Linked DNA regions of Mus musculus: regions 2, 3, 4, 5 and 6 are each linked to region 1. Evidence: chromatin loops called from intact Hi-C (ENCODE). Cell type or tissue: left cerebral cortex. All regions are shown on one strand. Region 1 holds the start of Pip4k2a (phosphatidylinositol-5-phosphate 4-kinase, type II, alpha). Region 2 has its middle 66 kb from the start of Armc3. Region 3 overlaps Pip4k2a (phosphatidylinositol-5-phosphate 4-kinase, type II, alpha). Region 4 has its middle 49 kb from the start of Gm33592. Region 5 holds the start of Mir7655 (microRNA 7655). Region 6 overlaps Pip4k2a (phosphatidylinositol-5-phosphate 4-kinase, type II, alpha).

Region 1 (4,000 bases):
AGCCGCGCACCTCCTTACATCCCTAGCTGTGCGCTAGACTAACCCTCCCCAACGCGCACCCCGACAGTCTTTTAAACAACCTCCAAAATGGATGTAATTAACTCTAGACCACCTCGAACTCGCGACCGCCGGGACCCCCTCCGACTATCACCACCAAGGCCATCCTTCTGCAGAAGTCTGTGACTTCTGCCTGGCTCCCCAAGGAGGGGAGGAAGCAAGGGGGAGGGAGGAAGACTCCCCGCCAGGAGGTCTGGAAAGGGCACAGCAGCTGGGCGATGCGGGAAGGGATGAAGAGAAGACGCTCAGCACCAGGGCCATATTTACGTTGCTTTTTTTTTTCCTTTGCCCGTCTTCCCCACCCCCACCCCCCACCCCCCCAAAAAAATTCTCCTAGAGTCTGACAATACTGCCTTTAAAGGAAAAAAGAAAGCTAAGCTCTCAAGCTGCCGCCCAAAATCTTCTGATTCACTCCAGTCCTATCTCCGAGAAGCTCCGGACTCTTCCTGACAGGGACAGGTTCACCTGCCCACCCGCTCAGGGCAGGAGGGCCCATCGGTCCCAGACAAGTGGAGCGATCGCTCGGACTGGGCCCTGAGCGGTTCCCCGCCAGGACTGATAGCTGAGACAGAGTCGGTCCCCGCACAAACTTCCCACTTCGCGGACAGCGAGCACCGACCGGCGGGAGGACGAATGCGGGACAGGACAGCCGCGGAGAGGCTCAGAAGCACAGAACAGAGAATGCTTCTCATCCTGCACCCTCCCTGGGTTCCAAAGGGAGCGCAAGCGCCGCCGGAGAAACCCAGGAGATGGACGCTTGTCGTGGGGTTAGGGGTACCCCAAGAGGCGAGTGGCCAGAGGGCCCGGGACCGACCGAGCTAGCCGGCTAGAGGTCCCCGCCCTGCCACCGCTGCAGCAGGAGGAGCAGAGCCGGGAGGCTGAGCCCGAGGAGCAAGAGGAGCGCGCCGCAGAGGAGCCTTACCGAATGGTTGACCCCCCACATGAGCACGCTGAGCAGCGGGTCGCTGGCCCGGAACAGCTTCACTTTCTGAGCCACGAAGTGCTTCTTCTTCGTCTTGGTCTTGCTCGCCAGGACGGAGGACCCCAGGTTGCCAGGGGTCGCCATGGTCGCAGTCTCGGTCCCCTCCACCGCCGCGCCGCCGAGGCCGGGGACCCGCCCTCCCTACACGCCAGCCCGGGGAGGCAGCTGCATCCCCCGGGGCGGCCGCCGCTGCGCGCCTGCTCCAGCCCCGCTCCGCCCGCGCTCAGTCCTGGGCGCTCGCTCCGCCCGCTCCGCGCGCTCGGCCGCTTAGGCTGCAGCTGCGCTCGCCTCGCGCCCCCGCCGGCTCCCGCCCGTCGCGGCTCGGCGCACAGCCCTCGGCTGGTCCAGGCGGCGGGCGGCTTCCGCGTTGGGCGCTAGCGTCATGACGCAGAGGCGGGCGGGGCAGCGGCGCCGACGGGCGGGGCGGGTGCGGATGCGGATGCCGGACCGTTAAGCTGTTCTGTGCGCTCCGCCACCGGTGCTAAGACGAGCACTCTCCTGGCGGCCGCGATCCGTCTGGGGAGGCTGCTGCGGAGTGTGGAGACTCGCGTGAGCATGCCTTTCTCGCTCCTGGGGAGGAGCAAGGAAAGGATACGGAGCCAAGGGAGCTCCGAGGAGGGAGCCCCCAGATGCATGGGGCAGCCAGGAATGTCCGGGAACCTCCGCTTCCCGTGCCAAGGGCTGGCGAGTTCGTGGGACCCAGAGCGCTTCTTCGGGGCCCCGGGCTTCCCCAGCATCTAGGGAAAGGACCTTGGCTCCTCTTTGTCAACTGTCTGCCAGGGAGTCCCCGCCTTGAACTTCCTAACCTTTTGTATCCTGGTTGGGCCTTCCCATGCTATCGGATACTAGAATGTCATTCCCAACCTACTCTGGGATTCTTCACTGAAACCCCTGCTTTAGTCAAGACAGCCATGCCCCAGTCTGGACCGTTTGCTTGGAACCCATCATTTTGCAGGCCACCCCTTCCTTCTCTTATTCTGGACATGCACCTTCTGATTTGAAAATGTTTAGCCTTTCACCACTACCACCCCACACTGAAATTAGTCGTCCTTACGCTGGCATTTGTTGTTGCAAGTCTACAGTCCTTAGATCTTTCAAGAAGACAAAGAGTAACGCCTGGAACAAAAAGGGAGCAGATCCTGTGCGGACCTTCCTTTTCTTCATTTGACCTTTCAGCACGGTTGCCCCCAAAATCCCCTTGGTCATTCTAACTTGTTAATACTATCCCCCCCCCCCCCCGCCCCGCCGCCGCAATGATTCCTTGCTTCTTCTGGTACCAAGCATCACCATTGTTAATGGCTAAAGGGGGTGAAGATAATAACAAAACCAGCCTAAATTAATGCTGAGAAGTCATAAACTTGACCCACAGTTCCACTAGTTGACCAAATCATTTAACCAGAGACTGATGTTATTTGTGTGACTAGGTATAGCCTGACACAAAGGTCACTTTAGGGACTATGCTATAGATTGTTTGTTACACTCAAAACCAGCAGTAGATAAAAGTACACAATGTTGCAGACCTGTAATCCTGGCCCTCAGGAGGCAAGGCTAGAGGATCAGAAATTCAATATAATCCTCAGGTAGGTAGGTATGTTCAAGCCAAGCCAGGTATCCATGAAACCCTGTCTGGGGGCGGTGGAGGGGCTGTGGGGCTGTACAGTCTTTATCTTACTGATAACTCATAAACTGTCGCCTGACCTCAGAAAAGAGTCTATCTAAACCAATTTTCATAGCTTGCCCACAGGCATCCTTTCACAAGAATCTACAACCAAATTCAGCACCCTACACAGCCTACAAGTTGTTTCATTTCTCTTCCTGTGTTGGAAATAAGCATTCATATTGTTGTTAACCAGTTGGGAGTTCATTTATTTAATAAATTCTCATTGACCCAGACTCAAGAGCTTCACATCATCATTGATTATTGCTCTTCATCACCCCTCCACAGAAACCTGTACCAGCCCTTGTCCTTGAAAACAATTACCCTTTCCTCCTGGTTGAAATGAATCCTTCCACTTCAATGCCTCTGTATCTCTTTATTTGTTCACAATAGCTGTAATGTACTTAATTGTATATTAATAATGCAAGACAATGGGCTTGCTGAAAAACTGAATTCAATGACAGCAAAGAGCTGGGTGAGCCTACAAGAACAGGAAATGGACACCTCTGGGCATTGTTAGGCAACCCTTCAAAGAGAAACCTGGGCACAGATGCACCAGAGGTCACCATCTCTCCTGGGAGGGGCAGAAACAAGGATGGGAAAACAAAGGTATAATCAGAAACATTGATAACATCCTGCTGAATCCTGACTCATTGACTTCGCAAGCTGCTTCCACAGTCAAGGGAGTCACATCTATTTGCCTTCGAACTCTTTTGCTGTTGGTTCTGAGGCTGAGGTCCTTCTCTAAGCAAGGAATTATTCAAAGGACAACTACTAACAGGAAAATGTATGATGTTGAAAGGCTCCTGGCGCTGAGTTGTTTTTGCTTCCTGCAGCTGTTACTTTATTTCTTCTCTTACTATAACCAACTCGGCACACTCTCATAAAGCAGTTTGAAGCTCTTCATCAAAACGACAATGTTAAAGGTTTTACAATGACTCGGGCATCCAACCAGAAATGACTCTGTGGGGGAGTAGATGCTCTGATTCCCCACCCACCCCACCCCTGCAGAGCCTGAAAGTCCCTATATGGAGAGGAGGCTAGCCTTGAAGTCACAGGTCCATGTGCTTCTGCCTTCTGAGTGGTGGGGTTAAAGGTGTGCATTACTACATATGATTTGATTTTCTTTAAATATACCACACTTCTGATAAAAATATTTCAGTTGAAAATTCTGCGTAGGATTCTCTAAGGCGGGGAGAAATCATCAGCTTTCTTGGTTTAATTTTATCTTGGTTGTATTTGTGACTTTCCTTTATTTGAAATAGGATCTCATGTAACCCAAGTCAACTTCAAACTTGTTATGT
Region 2 (4,000 bases), 130 kb after region 1:
GTCTTGGTTTCTGTTAGTAAGATTCTTTTGTTTGCCTTTCGCCATGTGGTAATCTCTGGAGTTAGTTGTTATAGTTGTCTCTGGTTAGAGCTTGTTCCTCCTGTGATTCTGTTAGTCTCTATCAGCAGACTTGGGAGACTAGCTCTCTCCTGAGTTTCAGTGGTCAGAGTACTCTTTGCAGGCAAGCTCTCCTCTTGCAGCGAAGGTGCCCAGATATCTGGCGTTGGAACCTGCCTCCGGCAGAAGTTGTATTCCACTCACCAGAGGACCTAAGATTGCTTGGAGACTCCTCTAGGGACCTTGGGGGTGTCCGATGACTCTGTACTGGTGCTGACCGAAAGGGGAACCAGTTTCCTGAAGGGGAGGCTAGGGCTGTATGGGAGAAATTTTGAGAGAAATAATGAGCCAAGACAAAGTTTTCTGATCAAGGCCAATGTTTACTTAAGAGCTGAGCTTATAAAGGGGGGGGGGGGATCCCATACCCTACCATGCCAGGATCTCATTTTTGTCAGGATAGTGTCATGAGAACAGGTTTAGCCTCTCAGCAGGTAGTGGCATCTTGGTGGAAACCGCAGATGTAGCAGAATAATAGACCTAATCTAGGTTGGAAGACTCCATCCTAGGTAGGCTTGCTCACAGTGGCAGAACAGTCTGAGTCAGCCTTCTCAAGGCTGGGGGAGGGTATAATATGGTATTTATTAACTCTGGGAATTGGTCACATTGAGTGTGGTCATATGTACCTGTGTTCCTAGCACTTGGAGGCTCTGGTAGGAGGATAGGAAGTTCAAGGCCAGCCTGGGCTACATAGCAAGACCTGTCTCTGGATAACTCTAAAATGTCAGCATTATTAGAGATAGAAAATTCTGGAGCTCATTAAATTTAGATGCCAAGAGCTATATTTTAAAAGAAAGCATACTTTAGAGTAGATAAAACTTGCTAGTAGCTGGGCATGGTGGCATACACCTTTAATCCCAGCACTTGGGAGGCAGAGAAAAGCGGATTTCTGAGTTCAAGGCCACTCTGGTCTACAGAGTGAATTCCAGGACAGCCAGGGCTACACAGAGAAACCCTGTTTTGAAAACCAAAAAAAAAAAAAAAAAAAAAAAAGACTTGCTGGTTTTGTGTTGTTTCATCAGGCCAGCTGTGAACTTCCAGGGATTGTTCTGTCTCAGCCTCCCATCTTCTCAAAGGAATGATGCGATTTCAGACACTGACTTCAAGAGTCTGGCTTTCACATGTGCTCTGGAGACTCAAAGTCAGGTGCTCTCTCTGGCCTAGCAAGCATTTACACCCACTGAACCATCGACCCAGAACTGTGAAACAAAATTTTTGACACGGGTCTCTGCTTCTGCCTACAAATATACTGCTAGTTGGTTAGATTAATGTGATTCAGTTACTGTGAGATAGATACCTGAGGCAGGCATATTACACAAGTAAAGGGTCAACTATTTACAACATAGAGCAAAATACTATCAGATTTCAGTGTTGTCTAGGTGAAAGCCTCCTTCTTCTTGTTTTTGGTAAACTCATGAGCCAGGAAAAAAAGCCATTCTAATGTATTTGTCTTAAGGCAGACCCATTCTTTGTTTCTCATAGTAATTAGCCATAGTTTGGAGGAAAGTGAGCACATACTGTATATATAATCTAAAGAAAAGAAATAATTAGAAAAATGAAAGAAAGAAAATGAAATCACGCACATGTGTGCCTTGCCACGTAAAATCTGAATCTGGCTCAGCCATTAAGCTGTGTCAACCATGTTCTTCTTCTTCTTCTTTTTTTATTTTCTTCCATGTTCTTTAGATTAATGGGAGCAAAGCAGGCATAACAACAGTGCAGAAGCTGACAGCGAAGAATGCCCAAAGTCCACCTGTGATTACTTTTCTTGTTCTTTGTTTGTTGGAGATGGTAAAAGAAAATGTTGTCTTAGTTATGACTGGATAAATACATTTAATGGCTTGATGACAACTTGAGAGGTGACATCTTACAGTCACTGAAGCCTCATTTGGTTAACCCCTTGGCTATAGCTGCCAGAGAGGGGAACTCTGCATGACCACGCTATTTCTTCATCTAGGACATCTCTCTTCCACCTATTGGTTTAATCAAATGCAGAACTGAAAAGGGGAGAAAAGGTCAAATCCCAATTCTATCTTCTGGATGAGAGAGTAGGAGACACAGAGAAGTGCCAGGAAGCAAGGCAGCATTTGAACTGTTATCAAGATGCAGAGGATTTGAGAACAGGCCGTTTGGTTTCCTCTGGGACTAAGGCGTCTTGGCACACTAGTCTGTGTTGGTAGATAAACTCAAATTTGTAATTTAGAGTGGGAGTGAATTAGCACATGCTCCAGGAAAATAGATGTCAGGTTCTTGAGAGAAAAGAACCTATTCCATTTAATCTGAATTTTCTGGAGAGTACCACCTACATCTCCACCATGCTCAAAATAACCTGCAGTAATTCAGCACATTGTGCTTGTATTTCCTATTTTTGTATTTCCCCAGGAGAAACCATAAAGGATGTGTCTATACTCGTCTGTCTTCCCGCAGCCGCTATAGTGGAGGAATCCTGTGGACTCTGTAGAACAATCGAAAGTATCCCTGTATATGATTGCTGAAGAGATAGCCATAAATCATTATGGCTTCCAATGGCCCTGCCATTTGGATGGGGAAGGGTTTGATAGGCAAGGCTGAAAGGGCCCTTGTTTTTATGGTTGCTGTCTTTGGAAAAATTACATCCTGGAAACAGAATAAATACATTCCAATAGCTTTACTGCTTTATATTTAAAAAAAAAAAGACTGGTTGATATTTTTAAAGGGGAAAATCAAAATTTATTCAATGGCACATTTGCTAGTGTTTTATTAATATTTTCTATAATTTTTTACATAGTCATATAAATATAAACACATACCACATCATTTATAATGATAGAAAATAGGTCAGGAGACACTAAAGTATTCGTCATGAAGGCTGAGTCAATATGAGTGCCTGTACCCCAGGTGACTGAATTTTCTCCTTATCTTTTCCTTATCTGGCTGGCTCAAGGTATATTGGATTGGATAACATATAGACAGACTCTCCACAACATTTTTTTGCTCTTATTGGAAGAATTTATCATAGAAAAAGATGAAAGGATAAAATGGGAATTGTATTGATTGTCCTGGTGAATCAAATAAAAATCCTGTAGACTTTGTGATGAACACATCACATATAGTTAAAGGAAAATTTCTAGAATGCACTCTGGCTGTTAGGGCACAAGAAAACACACCCTCACATAACTCTCGCTCTAGTTTCTGATAGTTCACAGATGGATATATTACAATATGATGCTTCTTCTCTGTAAAATGTATGAACTTCCTATGTGGTAGGGATGAGAGGGCCTGGAAACCATGTCATGAAAATCCTAGCTACATGGCTAATAGAGAGAAGACACAGATGTAGAAGGAAGGAGATTAGAATAATCAAGATAGATATAAAACAGGTTTTAGCTGCTGTTACTACCATGGTAGATGTTTTGGGAGGAGTATGATGCACTTAGACTTATATTCTCTACTGGGGATCAAAGGCTTACATTGACCAAATCTGCAGACAAATTTACAGTGGTTTCTTAAGTTTACAATAGAGGAAAAACAACAGTTCTGTACATTTGACATGAGATTAAAAGAAAAAAAAATCCCATATCCTCTTGTACAACCAGAATAAGGCATCAGTCCAGATCAGACTATTTGGTGACTGTAGACCAGTAAAATACTGAACAAAAGACAGGAAGATACTGTGTTTCTGGTAGGGAGTGAGCCTTCTTCTGTACAGTCATCACATAGGTTATAGACAATTCATCCTCTAGTAGTTTTGAAAACATGTTCTGATTATTAACCATACAATCCAAAAAGAAAACAAAATGCCTGTGTATAGAATTCTACAGTATGTCTGAGTGTAATCTTGATCTTTCTCCTTGGCTCTTAGAGTTTTCTTGCTTTGGCAGAAAACGACATCTTTCTTCATCATAGA
Region 3 (4,000 bases), 120 kb before region 1:
TATTGCATACATGTACCTCAGTGCTGAGGTTACAGGTACACGCTCCCATGCTTGGCTTTTTACATGGGCATCGGGGATTCAAACTTGATCTTTACAAAACAAGTCACAGAGTCATCTCTTTAACCCCTATTTTGAGTCTTTAAAAAGGGTTACACTGTTTGATTTAAACAACAACAACAACAACAACAACAACACTTTAACAAAAACATTCTAATTGGATTTTTTAGTGATAAACATTATTAGTAATCAACTCTAGGAATATTTAATTAGCGAAAGAAGAAAAAAGTTCTCAATCTTGCTCATTGGAGCTACACAGCATCTGTCACTGCAGCTGGTTTTAGTTCTGCAGTCCTGACAGATGTCCAAGATGCTTCAGATTTCCCCTGCCTTACAGGTAACAGCTGAGATGTATATTTGAGCTCAGTCTATTTTTTTTTTTCCCACGGAGTTTCTCCTCAGCTTGTTACTTGAAATCAGATGAGTGGAGCTTAATTTCAAACCAATAAATGGACTTGAGGTTTGCTAATGCACAACAGGTGGTTAATAGTTCTCGGTTGAAAAGGAAATTTCCCACAGCAATTGAAGGGATTAAAAAGTGTGTTGTTTGCCAGTAGTAGAAGGTGGATGAGCAGTCTTAGTTTCATCTTCCAGAAACTGAGTACCCAAACAGCTGTGAGGATGGCAAGTTAGAGGATGTCAAAAGACCCCACACCAGTCTGTACTGAACACTTATCAATGACGTGATGTTAGCTGTCACTCAAGACCTAGGTAGGAAACTGGAACATCACACCGATCTCTCCCTTGCTTGGAACGTCTAACAGTCAAGTCTGCTCTGCGGCTCACTCTACGGCAAGCATCATCTTGCATACCTGGATTTTTCCCTTGAGGCCGGTACTGGCTGATCAACTCCTCCACTCACATTCTTATCCTTGATAAAGCACATGACCTTTCAGCCAAAGGGTCCATCCCTAGTACCACAAACAACAAGGAATGCCAAGATGGAGATCTGTACACAGCCACAGACAGCCTGGCTCACCGTGGTACCACCCATAGTGACCAATGCTAAGGAGCAGTACTCGGGGAACTGACAAGCTTCAGTTTTGGAAATATGCCCACACAGGTTATACACTACAATTTCCTTGCCTCCAGAGTAGATAGTGGGGCACAAACAATCAACTCGGATGCATTTTGTTCACGAGTGTCAGCTGTACTTACTTTTCCCATGGGGCTCTTTGATGAACACAGATGAAATGAACTTCCAACTCCCGAGTGTATAAACAAACGAGCCCACAAATTATATCAAAGCCTGTCTTTTACCGTATCAGCGTTGCCAAACTGCATTTGATACTATTAGTCTAGAAAGACCTAAGGACCAGGAGTTCTGAAGGAGAGAACATTCTACCCACTGGCTGGAGTTCTGGATGGGGATCTGAGAGAGCGCCATAGCTGCGCAGTGCGGGTGCTGAAGCAAGGGCACTGCTGCCTGTTCTCAACTTGCCAGGTTCCTGTCTGGCTTCTTCCTCCATTGTGTGCCTACACATATGGCTCAGAGCCTCAACAAAAGTCATTCTTCTCACCTTCCCACTCCACACGATATGTAGGCACCTCATCTCCCCCATTCATTCTCTGCAGCCCAGAAGCTTATCATTCCAGCCAACAGTCATCTTTCCAGGTTTAGTCACATAGGATTCTCTACTCAGTCAAGTAGCATCTTTGCACACGATAAGCTCCGTGAAGAGACCCCGTTTCTATTTTGTTCATGATCAAATCCCAGCACGTGTGTCTAGCATGTCAAGAGCATTTGATGAATAAACACAATGAGCAAATTCAGAAAACAGAGGGCTGGAGAGATGGTTCACTGGTTAAGTGTGCTTGGTGCTCTTCCAGAGGACCCAAGCTAGATTCCCTGCACCCACATGGCATCTAACAGTTATCTGTGACTTCAGTTCCAGGGGTTCAGGCATTCTCTTTTGGCTTCTGTGGGTACCAGGCATGCACAGGGTGCAAAGACACACAAGCAGGCAAAACACCCATACACTAAAAAAAAAAAAAAAAGAGAAATGACCCCAGGTACATCTTACAAATACTCTGCCGTATACACTACAAACAAACTCTTTGTTCACAATTGCATTAGGATTCTTACTTAACTTGGCATTAGAAATCTGAATGTTCTAGATTTTGGAAGCAGGGGTGCTAAAGTCCAACTTGATTTATAAACGAGGGGGAATGCTCAGGAATCTCTTGATGACATAATAAATAAAGCACATCCTATAAGGAAAACGAAGGTTTGTGTCAGCCACAGGAGGACAGAGCGTCTCAGCTTCACCTTCGGTAACTCTGCAGCCCAGAGTTACATGAGTAACTCAAGGGAGAAAAGGTTTACATGGCTCACTGTTCCAGGTTACAGTCCATCACTGCGGGGAAGTCAAGGCAGCAGGAAGAGGAAGTGATTAGCCATACCCGACTCACTCTAAAGCAGAGAGCAATGAATGAATGAATGAATGATTGAATGAATGCACACACACATGCATGCATGCATGCATGCTAGCCTGCATATCACTTTATCCACTTCACAATTCAGGATTCCCTGCCTAGGTAATGGTGCCACCCATAGTGGGTGAGTCTTCCCTCTAAGCACTCACTACTAGGCGCTCTCACAGACATGCCCACAGGCCAACCTAATCTAGATAGTGTCTTACTGAGACTGCATTCCGAGGTCATCCTACACTGTGACAAGCTGACAACTGAAACTAACCATTCTAGAAGTATCACAGAACATGGTCAAAGAATATGGAAACTGCTATCCCATGGTTAACTCTGGTTAACTCTGGTTAACCATCCCATGGACAACTCTGGTAAGAGCCACAGCTTACATGTTGTACAGCTATGTTGCTGAGGAAAACTGCTCAGTATGCTCTCATTCTGGGCATTGTAGGTATCATGTGAAGATTGCATGTGCAAGGAAAGGCAGCTGAGTCACAGACCATTGGATGACTTATACAGAATTAATGCTGGAAAATTTCCCAATTTCTCCAAGTATGTAAAAACTTACTAAGATGGCAAATGATGACCTTGCAAGCCACAGGATGATGTAGAAAAATCCATGGGTACCTCCTTTCCCTCTCCATCCTTGCTTTTTTTCACAGTGACTAGGAAGGAAACTTCTGTCCTCCACAGGAACTAGGGAGAAACCTGGTGCTTTTGAGCTGCCCTGTGCTAGGTGGGTGTGGTGGTACACATCTCTAGGAAGGCTGAATCGTGAAGACTGAGTTCAAGGTCAGTTTGGGCGATGTAGTGAGACCTGTCCTTACAAAAACAAAACAAACAAAACAAAAACCAATGTTCTAGGCTGAAGACTGAATATAAAGACAGAGAGCCTCAGAGAACAAAGACCAAAATGTGCAGAGGGAGAAGACTTAGCAGGGAGGGAGTAAGAGGAAACATGGGCTGGAGAGATGGCTCGGCGGTTAAAAGTGCTGCACTGACTGCTCTTCCAGAGGCCCGAAGTTCAATTCCCAGTAAGCACATGGTGGCTCACAACCATCTGTAATGGGATATGATGCCCTCTTCTGGTGTGTCTGAAGACAGCAACAGTGTACTCACATACATAAAGTAAATATTATATATTTTTTCTTTTTACAAAAAAGGAGAGGAAACAAGAGGGGGAGAACCCCCAAAAGAACCAGGGGACCTCACCTAAAACATTCTCAGGGAAATGGTTACACAGAGACATAGTTTTTTATGGTGTGCATGCCTGCATACATGCGTGTTACAGGCATAAGCATGCCTTGGTGTGGAGGCAGAGGTGCAGCATCTCTCCTTTGGATCCTTGAGGCAGGGTCTCCCGAGCACAGTTGGGTACCAGGCTAGCTGGCTGGCACACTTCTGAGGATTCTCCCCTCTGCACCTTCCACCTTGCCAGGATTATAGAGAAGTGCCTTCCCATCTGGCTTTTCATGGGTTCTGAGGATGCAGCTCAGGAATACAAGCTTACACAGCA
Region 4 (4,000 bases), 57 kb after region 1:
GGGCTCAAGAGTTCTTCCTGCCTTAGGTTCCTTGGTGGCCTGGAGTAACAGGCATGGGCCACTATGTTGGATTCATCCCGAGATTTTAAAAAGGAAAGTGAGGCCTGAGATCTCTTTCACATTTCTCATACACCCACCATTCTCTTCTTGTGTAAGTGTCACTGACAATGACATATTGGTAAACAGTACTAAAAGGGGAACCCTCCTATTTAAAGAATGGCTCTGGGCTGGAATGGGGGAATGTCAGGAAGAGGTAAGCCCTCCTTCAATATCTGGTAGCAGTCACATGTCTCTCTGTGCTCCTTCAACCCTGACCTGGACATGTAAGCCTGAAGTTTTCTCTATTCTTTCACCCACCCTGAGTTGGTTGCACACTCAGTTGATTTTGACTGTGCCTCTTTGCTTTCTCTTCATTTTTCTACGAAGAAAAAAAAGATTGAACTTCCCAGCTCCTCATTGTTTCAGCGTAAATGGAGAGAGAAGGGTGAGGACAGAGAAGGGAGGGCTGCAGCCAAGTCCTTTTAGGGCACGGATGACAGCACCAACTAATGTATACGTTTTGGTCTCTGGTAGTTAATTCCAAATGGAGACACTCTTCCACTGTGCATGTGTGTATATGTGTATACATTTGTGAAGATGTGTGTATCAGCTTTCTCTTCCTCTCTCTCTCTCTCTCTCTCTCTCCCTCTCTCTCTCCCCTTCTCTCTCTCTCTTCAAAGTACCAAATACTTTGATAGTACCAATCAATAAAGACACAGTCTATTTCCTCTACACCACTCTGTGGAAGAAATAGCTAAAAAGGCAGGCTTGATGACACACATCTATAGTCCCAGCACTTGGGATGTTGAGGCAGGAGGATTATGAGTTGAAGGCCAGCCTGGGTTATATAGTGAAACAGAATTAGAATTGCTACCAAAAGATGACCAAACATGTATGGTGCTTAAAAAGGACCTAACTGATGCAGTATGGTATGTCTTAAATACAAATAACTTCCAGACCCAAAGTGCTTGCCTCTACGCAATGGTGTAAATAACACTGCTTGATTTCCATCTTATAAGAGAGAAGATGAGAGTAGTGTGTTTTCAATAATTCTATAAATACTGTGTCTGAAAACAGTGTATGAACTTTTTTTTTTGTCACCTTAGTGACTTACAAAATGCAGGGCAACTCTTATAAAGGCAAACATTTAATTGGGGCTGGTGTGCAGCTTCAGAAATTTAGTCTCTCATCTTCATGGCAGAAAGCCTGGCAACACTCAGGCAGACGTGGTGCTAGAGTAGGAGCCAAGAGTTACATATCCAGGTTGGCAGGCATCAATTGCAGAATGAACCACGGAGCCTGGCTTGAACGTGTGAATTCTTCAAAGCCTACCTCCAGTGATACACTTCCCTCAGCAAGGCCACACTTACTCCCGCAAAGCCACACCTTCTAATCCTTTCAAATAATGCCACTCTCTATGAGCCAGTGGGGGCCATTTTCATTTAAACCACCACATTCACACAACAGAGAGATCAAAGAGAAGCATATAGTTAAAATGGGCCTGAATTCATGCAGAGAGAGAATTCTTGACTTTAAAACGTCTGACATTCTGGCCATTCTGATATCACAATATATTTGCATAAATGGAAGGAAGGATTAAAACAACTCCTCAAAACAGCAACAACAACAACAAAAAAAACCCCCAAACAAACCAAAACCCAACACCAATCAAAGGGTGCTACTCTCTGTGTAGTACTAAGGCCTCTGGGGTTCCCATTTTGGTGATGTGCAATTTGTGGCAACATCTGGAGGTAAAGTTGTCCCCATCTACTTCCTTTTCTTTTGTTCCTAATCTGGTCTCTAAAGATAGGTTAAATGCACCATGAGAAGAGGAAGCTGGCTTTTGCAGCCCAGGTCCTAGCACTCAATGCTAGGCATTTCCTTTACCCTGTCCAGTGGTGCCGGGTTTGAGTCTTGCATTCAAAGTGGAAAGTTAGGGAGGAGGCGGTTATACAGCACAGTGTTCTCACTCTCCTATGCAGTCAGGGTTAGAGTGTCATACGGTGCTTTGTGGATATATATGTGTCTGTCACAGACATTTTCCTTTTAGCTCCTGTGAAAATCCATCTGTTTTCTTATTTATTGTTCTCAATTCATATTTTAAGCAGCTGTTGTCTTTCTAAAAATTAAGAAGCATCAGTTTTTAAATTATATGTTGGTTATATTTGTAGTAGGCTGGCTGTTTGAAATTAGTCCAGAACGTTACTCAGATGTCTACATTTTTAGTCTAACTTAGTATTTCCTGAAAGATCTGCCAAAATCTGGGACGGAGACGTGACCATGTTAAGTGAAGGTGTGCTGGGGTGGGGGTGCTAGGTTAGGATATGTGAACAGTAATGTTTATTCTGGGGTGTCCTCTTTAGAAATGAACAGTCCAGACAGTGGTGGCCTTGGTGAAAGCTGGCTCCATCTGATTCCAAGCAGGGTTGGTGACTGTACCTAACAGACTTGGGCTCCTCTGTAGAAGTCTTCAGGGATCTCTTCCATGCTCAGACAGCTGGCTTCAAAGTAGGCAACAGCTTAAAGTGCTCATGAGGCATAATTTCTTCACTACTCAGTAGTCCTCCCTGGAGGCTGGCTCCTCCTGTCTTGTCTCTGCTCCGTTGACGGCATCTTTCTCCCTGTGTTACCATTACTGGTTCATTTCACTCATTTCATGTGTGTCCTACTTCTGTAGACTGAGTTGCATGGTCAAGAGCACTGATTATAGGCCCATTGCCTAGGTTAACACTGCAGGTTTTTCTTCTGCTAACTACAAAGCCACAGTACTTAATGTCGCCAAGATTCTGCCTAGCTCTGTGTGTGTGTGTGTGTGTGTGTGTGTGTGATCATAATACTTCCTTATAGCATTGCTGTGAAGATTGAATGAGGGTATGCAGAGTAGTTAGAAGTGTGACAAACCCGGGAAAGCACACAGTAAAGTTTAGCATCACATCATCACGATCTCCTCTCCCTCCTCCCCCTCTTCCTCCCCTTTCCTCTCCTTTCCTTTCCCTTCCTGCCCTTCCTTCTTCCCCCTCTCTCCTCTTCCTACCCTCTCTTTCTCCTCCCTCCTCCTCCCTTTCCTCCTTTTCCTCCTCTCCCTCTTCTTTTCCCTTCATCCTCCCTCTCCTCCTCTCCCTCCTCCTCCCCCTCCTCTTCCATCATTCTAATTATTTGCATTTCAAGGCCTTGTACATGCTTAGCTCTGCCACTGAGCTACAGCCAAAATCAGTGGGTTTCTCAGCTTGCCATTTTGATAAGGAAGATGGTTTTTACTTTCACCAAAGACAGAACACCTGCCATCACTTTCAGCCGTAACCCAGGCCTTGTTCTTTTCAGAGACTCAAATTGCCAGAGCGTTTAGGAGCTGGGAGCAATGTGAATTTTACAAGCTGGCTTCGTTCACTTATTGGTTTGCTTTGTGACACCTCCCTATGCAGCCCAGTCTGGCCTCAAACTCCTGATCCACCTGTCTCAGTCTCCTCAGAGTCTGGTATTACAGGCTCGGGAGATGGGAGATGATTGACTGAGAGGGGTGGGAATATGTGTGACTGAATAATAATAATAATAATAATAATAATAATAATAATAATAATAAATGGTCAAGCTTTGTTTCCCATTTAGACACTCTGTATACACGTATATCAGAATTCCTCTTTGACAGCTCTGTTAGTTAATAGGCAAGGAGGATTTTCTCAGGCAAGACTTACCCTACTGCTGTGGAAGAGAAAGCCAAACCATTCCTATTTTTGGCTTTGTGCTTAGAAAAAGGAACAAGTTGCTTGTTTCAAGAAACTAACAGAAATATTAAACATTTTCCCTCTCTATGTCTCTGTCTGTTTCTCTGTAACTCTGTCTCTATGTTTGTGTCTGTCTGTCTGTCTGTCTCTGCCTGCCTGTCTCTATGTCTCTGTCTCTCTCTCTTTTTCTGTTTCTGTCTCAGAAAGGAACTCATTTAACAGAGAAATAGCCCAGGGTG
Region 5 (4,000 bases), 940 kb before region 1:
CGTGGCAAAGGACATATTATGGAAAATGCACTCATTCCGTCAAATGCCTATACAAATCTGCCCTTTACTTGGACTAAGTAATGATTTGCTGAGCAGAAGCCGAACAACAATATAATATACTTTCCTTGAAGAAAGATTTTGTTTTTATTTCAAAGCAAACTATTTGGTGAGGTGGTACAAAAATCAAATGTTAAAACAACAACAACAACAACAAAAAAAAAAAAAACCAAAAAAACCCCCTTCAGGGTATTTCTAAGTTTTCTGGAGAGTTGCAGGCCCCTTCCCTTTTGAAAGTTTAGAGATCCAATACCCTCAATTCTACTGGCAGAATTAGGTGGACTTAGAAGGTCCTAAACGTGACCGATTCACTAAGGCGGGGGCTACAGCATGCAGCAACGTGCTCCGCAACCTAATCCTACGCTAAAAGAGGGCAGAGAGCGAAAAAAGAATGGAATATAAGCTCTCCCGACGTTCCTAGTTACTTTCAAGGTGGATTGTGTATTTTAAGGCTGATGGGAGCGTCTGGTTTTTGGAGGAAAAAGAAGAGAAGGTAAGTGTTTGTCCTTGTATCCACCAGTTCCTAGAGAAACAATGAAAGAACAAAGGGAACCACTTCCCCCATCTGAACATTTTGTTTCTCTCTGGATTTCAAGGGAAAAGCTTGCAATGGGATTCACTTTACTGTTTCTTAACTGGTAGATTGCTGGGGTTGTTGAACTAAGAATGAGAGCAAAGTTGAGATGCAATGTAAATAGGCTAAATAATAAAGGCTGTGGTGACGAATCTGCAGTGCGCCTGGCTCGGCAACTTGCAGAAGTTGGAAAAAGCATGAAGACCCAGCCCAGGAAATAACCTTTGCATACAAGGTCTCGAACTCATTTTTAAACCAACCTTTCTTGTTGTTTAAAGAAGTCTCTGCGCACAGACCGTGTAGTAGGTACTGTTCCATGGGAAGAGAGTGGTGTTCGATTTAGGTCTAAAGTTGATCTCTATCGCTATCCTAAAATGAGTATTTTAAAAGAGGATTTGATTATTATGCTACTGCTTGCTAATAGAAGAAATGGCAGCGGTGGCCGAGGAAGGAGAGGGATGGTATTTAAATATATTTGCTTTGGGGGTACTCTGTTTATTGGCAAGTCTGCTTTTGTGGATTTGTGTGACTAAGTGACTGAGCGCTCTCTTCATTCTATATAAATGGATCCGCGTTGGGGGGGGGGGCAGCAAAGACGTCGAGCACGTGAAACTTTTTTTTAACCATCCCCCAAGAGGCGACCAAGCCCCCCACCCCACCTCGAAATGCGTATATTACCTGCCCTGTTACAGTGACACATGTTTATGTTTATAGTCCTGGTTTGTAGTAGTGTCAAGAGCCGCGGCGAGGGGGAGGGGGACGAGAGGGAGGAGTAAATGCAACCACCCCCACTTGTTGTTAAAGCAAATTTACTGCGTTCTTGCCAGCCCCATGCGGGGGGCTGGGATGAGTTGAGGGGAAGGGGAGAGTTGGGCTGCCTGTTGGCGGCGGAGGGGGTGGGGTAGGCTGAGCAGAGTCGCAACTCAGCTCGTCTCCAGCAGCCCAGTCAATAGGGGAGCACGCTGGCGCGGTGGAAAACAAAAAGGTTCCTCCCGCTCGCTGCGTTCCCGTGGTGGTGGTGGTGGTGGGGGGCCTGCGCGCCGGACTCCAGGGCCCTGACCTCTGACCTCGGCTCCTCTCGGCTCTCCCGGTGCGGCGCGGCCACTTTTTACCCAGGATGCCCCGCGCGGGCCGCGCTCTTGTGGAGCCGGAGCCCTTCCTGCTCCTCCAAGCCCGGCTCGCGGCCCCTCCCCCTGCGCCGCCAGCCCCTCCCCCTGCGCCGAGCCCCGCGGGAGGATTCTCCGCCGGGGAACCCCCGCCCCGCCCCGCCCCGCCCCGCCCCCACGCGGGCCCGGGCTGCGGAGACTGCGGCCGGCCAGGCCGGCCGGGCGGGGTGCTGGGCGCTGCGGGGCCGCGGGGGCGGGGAGGGCCCGGGGCGGCGGGAGGCCGGGCCCGCGGCCCAGCCTAGGCCTGGACCTGTTGACTGCCATTGGCCCGCTCGTCCCGCGCCCTCTCCTTGGCCGCGCCGCCCCAACCCTTCCGCAGAATCCGGGGGAGGAAACGGGGTGGCTCCTCTCCCCGCCTCCCTTCAACTTTTTTTTCCCTCTGGGGGTGGGGGGACGAGGGTGAGGCCGACCTGCAAACTCCTCGGCAGCCCCAGCCTTCCTCGGAAAGTATCGTCACGCGCGGGCCCGCCGCCCCCTTCAGCCCTCGCTATTTAAGTCCTTCGCCTCTGGCGGCCCGACTCGCGGCCGCCGGCCCGAGGGCCTGCGCCGCCGCCCGGCCGCCCGCTCGCCTCCCCTTCCAGTCGGGCTGCTTTGTGCCCTGGAAGCTCCCCGTCCTGCTACTTTCTCCCCAGCCCCAGGAGGCTTAAGATAAAAACCCTGCTTTCTGCGTCGGCCTGGGCACATCTTCTCCACCGAAGGCATTCGTTGGAGAGTTTAAAACAACTGAATTGAGAGGAGGAAATAGGAGTTGGTTGTTCGCTGGTTAGGACGAGCGACGCGCTTCGGATTTTATTTCTAACACGGCACAGTGTAGTTATAGTTAAACAAAGGTGGTGCTGTATTTCCTTCTAGATTTGGATTTCTGGGGGAAGTCTTTTTTTCCCCCCGGAAGGAGACAGCAACTCAGCCTAACGCTGGCAAAGAGACGTGAAGACCACTTCTGGAGACCAAGGGAGAGATAGGAAAAAATACGTTTATAACATAGGAGGGAGGCAACTGTTAAAGCTGGGATCACCAAATGAAGCGCCACATGTAGCAGGCGGGAAAGGGCCGGGCCAAGGAGGTGGCGGCGGTCGGGAGGCCGGAGCTGGGCGGCAAGCGAGAAATCCCTGGGGCCGAGGCTCCTGGGTGCTCCCATTGTTCCGCGCCGTAGCCGAAGCGTGTGGCGTGTTTTTGCCTGGGGAGGTGTGTGTGTGTGTGGATCTGCGACTCCTCCACTTCCGCCTGCGGCCCACGGAGCTCCTAAAGACTCGCCCTGCCGGGTTTATGACGCTCCGTGGGCCTGCAAGGAGGGGGTTCCCTGCCGCTGACCTCGTAGAAAGGCGTCTTCACAACGTACTGCTGAATGGAGCCTGCTGCTCACGTTAGAAGGGAAAGCCACATTGATACGTTTTAAAAATCACCACTAGATAAACGACAAATGTTCCTCCCCCGCTCCGTACCGGAATTAGAGCAGATTATATATTTAAAACATCTATAATGTATAGATTCGCAAATGAATGTTAGGGTTCGAAGGAGTTCGGAAAATCACGTTTTTCTGTCCGTATTTGTTACTACTCAGCTCTTTGTTGTGTACAAGAAGTCTGATTTTAAAAGGAAGGGTCCTAACAAAAAGGGGCCTGGTAAGGTGACACGCATTTCCAGAATAACAGGGAATTTCAAAAGGGAAAAACATCCATTATTACTGTAAACCACGGTTTGGAAGTAAAATAAATTTGCAACCCATCCTAAGAAACTGTTTTTCTTTGTGAAGCATGTGAGAAAAGTATTTTTGGCAAACGTCAGTTTTTTAAAAATAAAGATTTCCAACAAGTGATTCTGGTCATGTAGACAAGACCAAAGACATCGTGCATGAGGCTCGTGAAGCAATAATTCCAGCCTGTGGCCCAAAGCACACTAGGAAAAAGTAATTTGGATTTAGGATTTATAATAGACTTTGCGGGAAATTCCTCTAAAACACTAATTATGAATCTGTGTATTATGCAGCACTGTTTCCCAAGGTGGATTTTAAAAAAACAATTAGAATTGATCTCTGATGGAATATTATATTTACACGTCATCATGAAGACATCATTTGGCAAGAGTTTTGAATTAGAAAAAGAAGTTAACAGCTGATGGGTAAACAGCATGTTGAAAAGACCCCGTAAGAGTCAGTTAAGGGTAGTGGACGGTGTGATTTTGCTTTTGAAAAGTAGTTTGCGTC
Region 6 (4,000 bases), 88 kb before region 1:
AGAAGAGCCTGAAAAGTGTTAATGCAAAAGGTAGAAAATGAGATAAGAAGTGGGGCTTGGCTCTGGGGCAGAGTTTACAGTCCATTTGCATTCTGAGTTGGAGGGGTCAGAGTAAAGGCATTGAGTAGATGCTGGAGGAGTGTGGATCAGGGAGCAGGCATGGAGCTGGATGGACACATGGATTGATGGATGGATGGATGATGGATGGATCAGATCAGCCTTTTATGTCTGAGATCCTTGCTCATGGTGTGGTAGATAGAGGAGCAAGGCAGCTGCAGGGTGAAGGCCATCACCAGAAATGAGAAGTCAGTGTCACACAAGTCACTTGTGGAGGAATTGATAGGCAGGACACTTGAACACAAGCCCCAGGCAGCTAATAGAAACAGTTGAGTCTAGACAGTGAGTGTACTGGGAACTTGGAGCAGAGGTGGGATAAACGGCTTGCTGAAGGGAATGACATTAAATTCACCTTCATACTACACAGACAATGCATGTGTATTTATTTACTTAGGTATGTGCTGGGTTTGGGTGAGATGTATACTTTCTAGTGTCGGTACGTGGGTGTGGGTGTGGAGGTCCAAGGTTGACATTCAGTGTCTTCCTGGAGTAGTTCCACCCCTTCTGTTTTTGTTTTTGTTTTTGAGATAGGGCCTCTCACTGAGCAGGAAGATCATCCATTAGGGTAGGCAGGATGCCAAGAACTTCAGCGGTGGTCTGAATCCACTGCTGGGGTTACAGGAGCACGCGCTATCAACTCAGGTCCTGGTGCTTGGTACAGGAGGTACTTTCCAGATCAAGCCATCTCCCTAGCTCACTTTCTCCCTTTATGACTGAGGAATAGGTTGATGCGGAGTTTAATCAGACAGGCCATTTCATCTGTCCTTTACATTGTCTTTCACTTATAGTAGCTTTATATTGTCTTTCCCTTCCCCTACCAAGTCATTCGTTCAAACTTCTGGGCCAAGTGAATTAACCACCCATGAACACACAGTGAATCAAAGCCCCTGCCACTCAAAGGCAACTTTTAATTAGTAATCAATAGGTTTCCAACAGCATCTCTTGAGCCTCGACTGTTTCCTGTAGGAATGCTTCATTCTGGTGCTTAAGGTTAGGACTCATCACCAGCCTTACTGAAACGTATTAACTTCAGCAGTGCTTGAACAATGAAAGCTTATTCAACTTCCTGGGTGACTTCACTCCCTTTAGCCTATGAGCCTGCCATTCCGGGCACAGTCTATAGGGTTGCAAATATGTAATGAACTCTTACAACAGAAGGACAGCATAGCCTTCATACGGGGAGCCCTTAATGGTCGTCACACCTCTCTGGGAAAGTCAGTTTTGCTCTGCTTAGATAGACATAGTAACCATCGGACATAGCTCAGCACTTTTCTAAGTGTATCAGATATAAGTCCATGCAGAGAGGCCACCGGCTGGGTCTCCCTGTACCCTGCGAAGGACCTTGTGGTTCTGTTTATGCCGTACCAGTCACCCCCTAAAACACAGGTATTACTCTCTGCTGAGCCACTGGGTACAGAGACTCACAGTACCCAGGCCTCACAGACATGAAATAAAGGAGCTCTGTTGTCAACATCAATGAAAGCAAGGCTATGGTGCGGTGGAGAGGGCTGGTACAAATGTCTGTTAGTACCAAGTGCCCAAATGACCTGACCACATTATAATTCAAGAGCTAAGGAAGGGGGCGGGGCAGAGGGGAATGGGCAAAGTAGGAAATGGAGGAAGAGGGGCAGGCAGATGTCTTGCCTCTGTTCAGCTTTGTGTGAACACACTTTAATACTTGGGATTAATGCCATAGCTAATACTTACTGGGCATCTGCCAAACACCATGCTGACCCCTCTAGACATGGCATCTAATCTGATATTTATAACCCAATAGTGTAGGTAGCATCAGTTCCATTTCCCAGATGAGGCAATGCAGGCTTAGTGAGATTTGCTGCCCGCTATTAGCTGGTCAAGCTGCAGCTGGAATCCAACCCACGTCGTGAAGACTCCAGCAGTCCTAGCAAGTGGCTACATTTCCCAAACTCAGGATCTCTTTACATTTCTACCAGCCTAGAGGGTGAGGATTCACAGCAAAGAGCCATAGAAAGCTCATTTAAAAATTAACCCTCTGTTGTGTTAAAAACTGAAGAAATTCTTTTTTAGAAAACAGTAAATGTGTGCTTAACTGAATGTGTGCTGCTGTCCACAGTTAGACCAGCTGCGGTCTCACCCACACAACCCAAGGTGCGATTTGTCCCTCAACTGTTACCACTTCTGTGCAGCTACTTGTGACTCAGTCACCAGGCTGCATCCAAATCTGAAAGAATCATAAACAGTTATCACTGAAGGGCGCAAATCAGTCTCCATAACAATTACGTATTATAGATAATTGTCTACATTTTCCTCTAACTCAGGGAAAACCCATGCTTTACCCACTACCCAGCAGTCTTCTGTGGGCTTTCCTAACAGCTCTCTGTGGGAAAGGGGTCTTGACTTTTCTCCACAGAAGAACGCTCGGCTTCCTATCAGGTGCAAGTTAGCTACCACACTGGAAATCCCAGGTCCATTGCTTCCTGTGAGTTACATGACTGAAGTGAGTCCCATCCCTGTATGTAAATTCACACTGCAAGCATGCATCTAAGCTTCAAAAATCAGGACCAATGAGCAGATTCTAGACAAGAAATAAACAAAACTTATGGCACATAAAGGTGACCCCACAAAGTTTGTTTCATGCCGAGGCATTAAGAAAAATATATAGTTAATATATACTTTTTAAGCCAACTAAAGGATAAGATCATAAATTTTAAGGCATTATTTATGACAATTAAGTAAGATGCATTCACCCTAAACATCATGTTTTTAGACCAATAGATAATTATGTTTGGGCTTTTAATTATTTTTCTGTTTGTTTGTTTTGAGACATGGTCTCACTATATAGCCCCTGACGGGTTGGAACTCACTACACAAACTAGGCTCTCGAACTCACAGAGACCCACCTGTCTCTGGGATTAAAGGAGTGTACCAGCTCGCTTGTCTAGCAAATGGTTTTAATTCAACCAAGAAAAATGGGGGAGGGATCAAAACCCCAAAATCTCTCACATGTAGAGGCGACCCAGACGTTTAATCTGATTTTAGTAAAGACACTTCTCTACAAATCCTGATTCACTGAGTTAAAACAGGACTCTGGTGTGTGCAGGCAGCTGTGGGCACACTATCAGGAGCTTCCTGGGGAGCAGAGATGTCTGGGAGCAGCCAAGTCTACCGGAGATCAGGGCTGGATGTGGGGTGGCAACAGGAAGAGTGGGAAGGACCCAGAGATGTCCACTCATTCCTTCTCCAATCTCAAGAGAAGCAACCTGAATGCCTACGTTAAAACACAGTTCAACAACAGAGAGAAACCTATAAGGTGGCAACTGGACCAGAATATGCGCCAAAGAGTCACCATTACCAAAGACCCAGCAGGAGAAAGAGTTAGCATGCATAACTGGGTGTGGTTAATTAGAATGCGGGTTACCGTTACTAAGGTTCTTAAAGGGAAAGCTCATCATTAAGAGTGCCATGCCAGAGTTCCCATCCTGGGTTTTCATTGCTTTTGGCTTTCTCAGAAGGTAAACAGCATGACTGATTCCTTGTTACTGTTTTAAAGAACGCCCCTTCCGCCAGGCAGTGGTGGCGAACGCCTTTAATCCCAGCACTTGGGAAGCAGAGGCAGGTGGATTTCTGAGTTCGAGGCCAGCCTGGTCTATAGAGTGAGTTCCAGGACAGCCAGGTCTACACAAAGAAACCCTGTCTCCAAAAACCAAAAAAAAAAAAAAGAAAAGAAAGAAAGAACGCCCCTTCCATTAGTACCATTCAAAACTAAATACGTCATACTTACTGGACTCATCCTAAGAAGTTCCCTGCAGCCCTCCGGTAAAGCACACAAGATTTTTCTACCAAATCATTTACTTTAAGCACTTTTTTTTCTGCCCTAAGGTTCATTCCACTTAGGAAATGAATG

What was found. Hi-C counts contacts between places; a loop is a spot of excess contacts. Peaks named below come from ENCODE experiments on the same cell type or tissue, not always from the same donor. Only the 100,000 strongest peaks of a DNase experiment are listed, where the experiment ranks them.
Region 2: a loop joins it to region 1, with 4 times the contacts of the local background. A loop is called at or near these places in 2 of 42 quality-filtered maps.
Region 3: a loop joins it to region 1, with 8 times the contacts of the local background. A loop is called at or near these places in 17 of 42 quality-filtered maps.
Region 4: it touches region 1 in a loop (2.4-fold over the local background); 4 of 42 quality-filtered maps call a loop at or near these places.
Region 5: it touches region 1 in a loop (3-fold over the local background); 3 of 42 quality-filtered maps call a loop at or near these places.
Region 6: a loop joins it to region 1, with 2.2 times the contacts of the local background. A loop is called at or near these places in 3 of 42 quality-filtered maps.

The regions. Positions count from the first base shown.
Region 1 is chr2:18,996,873-19,000,872 of GRCm38, forward strand. It overlaps Pip4k2a (phosphatidylinositol-5-phosphate 4-kinase, type II, alpha), which reads right to left and starts at 1,249. Exons shown (of 10, transcript NM_008845.4): 1 at 980-1,249. The coding sequence starts at 1,123. 4930426L09Rik (RIKEN cDNA 4930426L09 gene) reads left to right here and starts at 1,447. Exons shown (of 1, transcript NR_024323.1): 1 at 1,447-2,932. In left cerebral cortex, a CTCF peak has its summit at 1,555; DNase peaks (open chromatin) are centred at 13, 213, 743, 757 and 1 more place; H3K4me3 peaks cover 2,166 bases; H3K27ac peaks cover 1,928 bases.
Region 2 is chr2:19,130,674-19,134,673 of GRCm38, forward strand. No RefSeq gene overlaps it. Among named protein-coding and RNA genes, the nearest start is that of Armc3, 66 kb to the right of the region's middle. In left cerebral cortex, no CTCF peak of the experiment used is centred here; a DNase peak (open chromatin) is centred at 2,379.
Region 3 is chr2:18,873,273-18,877,272 of GRCm38, forward strand. The region is part of intron 4 of Pip4k2a (phosphatidylinositol-5-phosphate 4-kinase, type II, alpha); the gene reads right to left. Gm33534 (a long non-coding RNA gene) reads right to left here. Exons shown (of 2, transcript XR_374031.3): 1 at 1,578-4,000; 2 at 112-968. Among named protein-coding and RNA genes, the nearest start is that of Gm33534, 3.7 kb to the right of the region's middle. In left cerebral cortex, a CTCF peak has its summit at 3,576 (motif pointing left); a DNase peak (open chromatin) is centred at 1,558.
Region 4 is chr2:19,053,859-19,057,858 of GRCm38, forward strand. No RefSeq gene overlaps it. Among named protein-coding and RNA genes, the nearest start is that of Gm33592, 49 kb to the left of the region's middle. In left cerebral cortex, no CTCF peak of the experiment used is centred here; a DNase peak (open chromatin) is centred at 1,851.
Region 5 is chr2:18,054,822-18,058,821 of GRCm38, forward strand. It overlaps Mir7655 (microRNA 7655), which reads left to right and starts at 3,025; the gene lies at 3,025-3,082. It also overlaps a transcript of Mllt10 not described here. In left cerebral cortex, CTCF peaks have their summits at 2,212 and 2,411; DNase peaks (open chromatin) are centred at 931, 1,795, 2,154 and 2,978; H3K4me3 peaks cover 2,829 bases; H3K27ac peaks cover 3,200 bases.
Region 6 is chr2:18,909,212-18,913,211 of GRCm38, forward strand. All of the region lies in intron 1 of Pip4k2a (phosphatidylinositol-5-phosphate 4-kinase, type II, alpha), which reads right to left. Among named protein-coding and RNA genes, the nearest start is that of Gm33534, 32 kb to the left of the region's middle. In left cerebral cortex, no CTCF peak of the experiment used is centred here; a DNase peak (open chromatin) is centred at 2,236.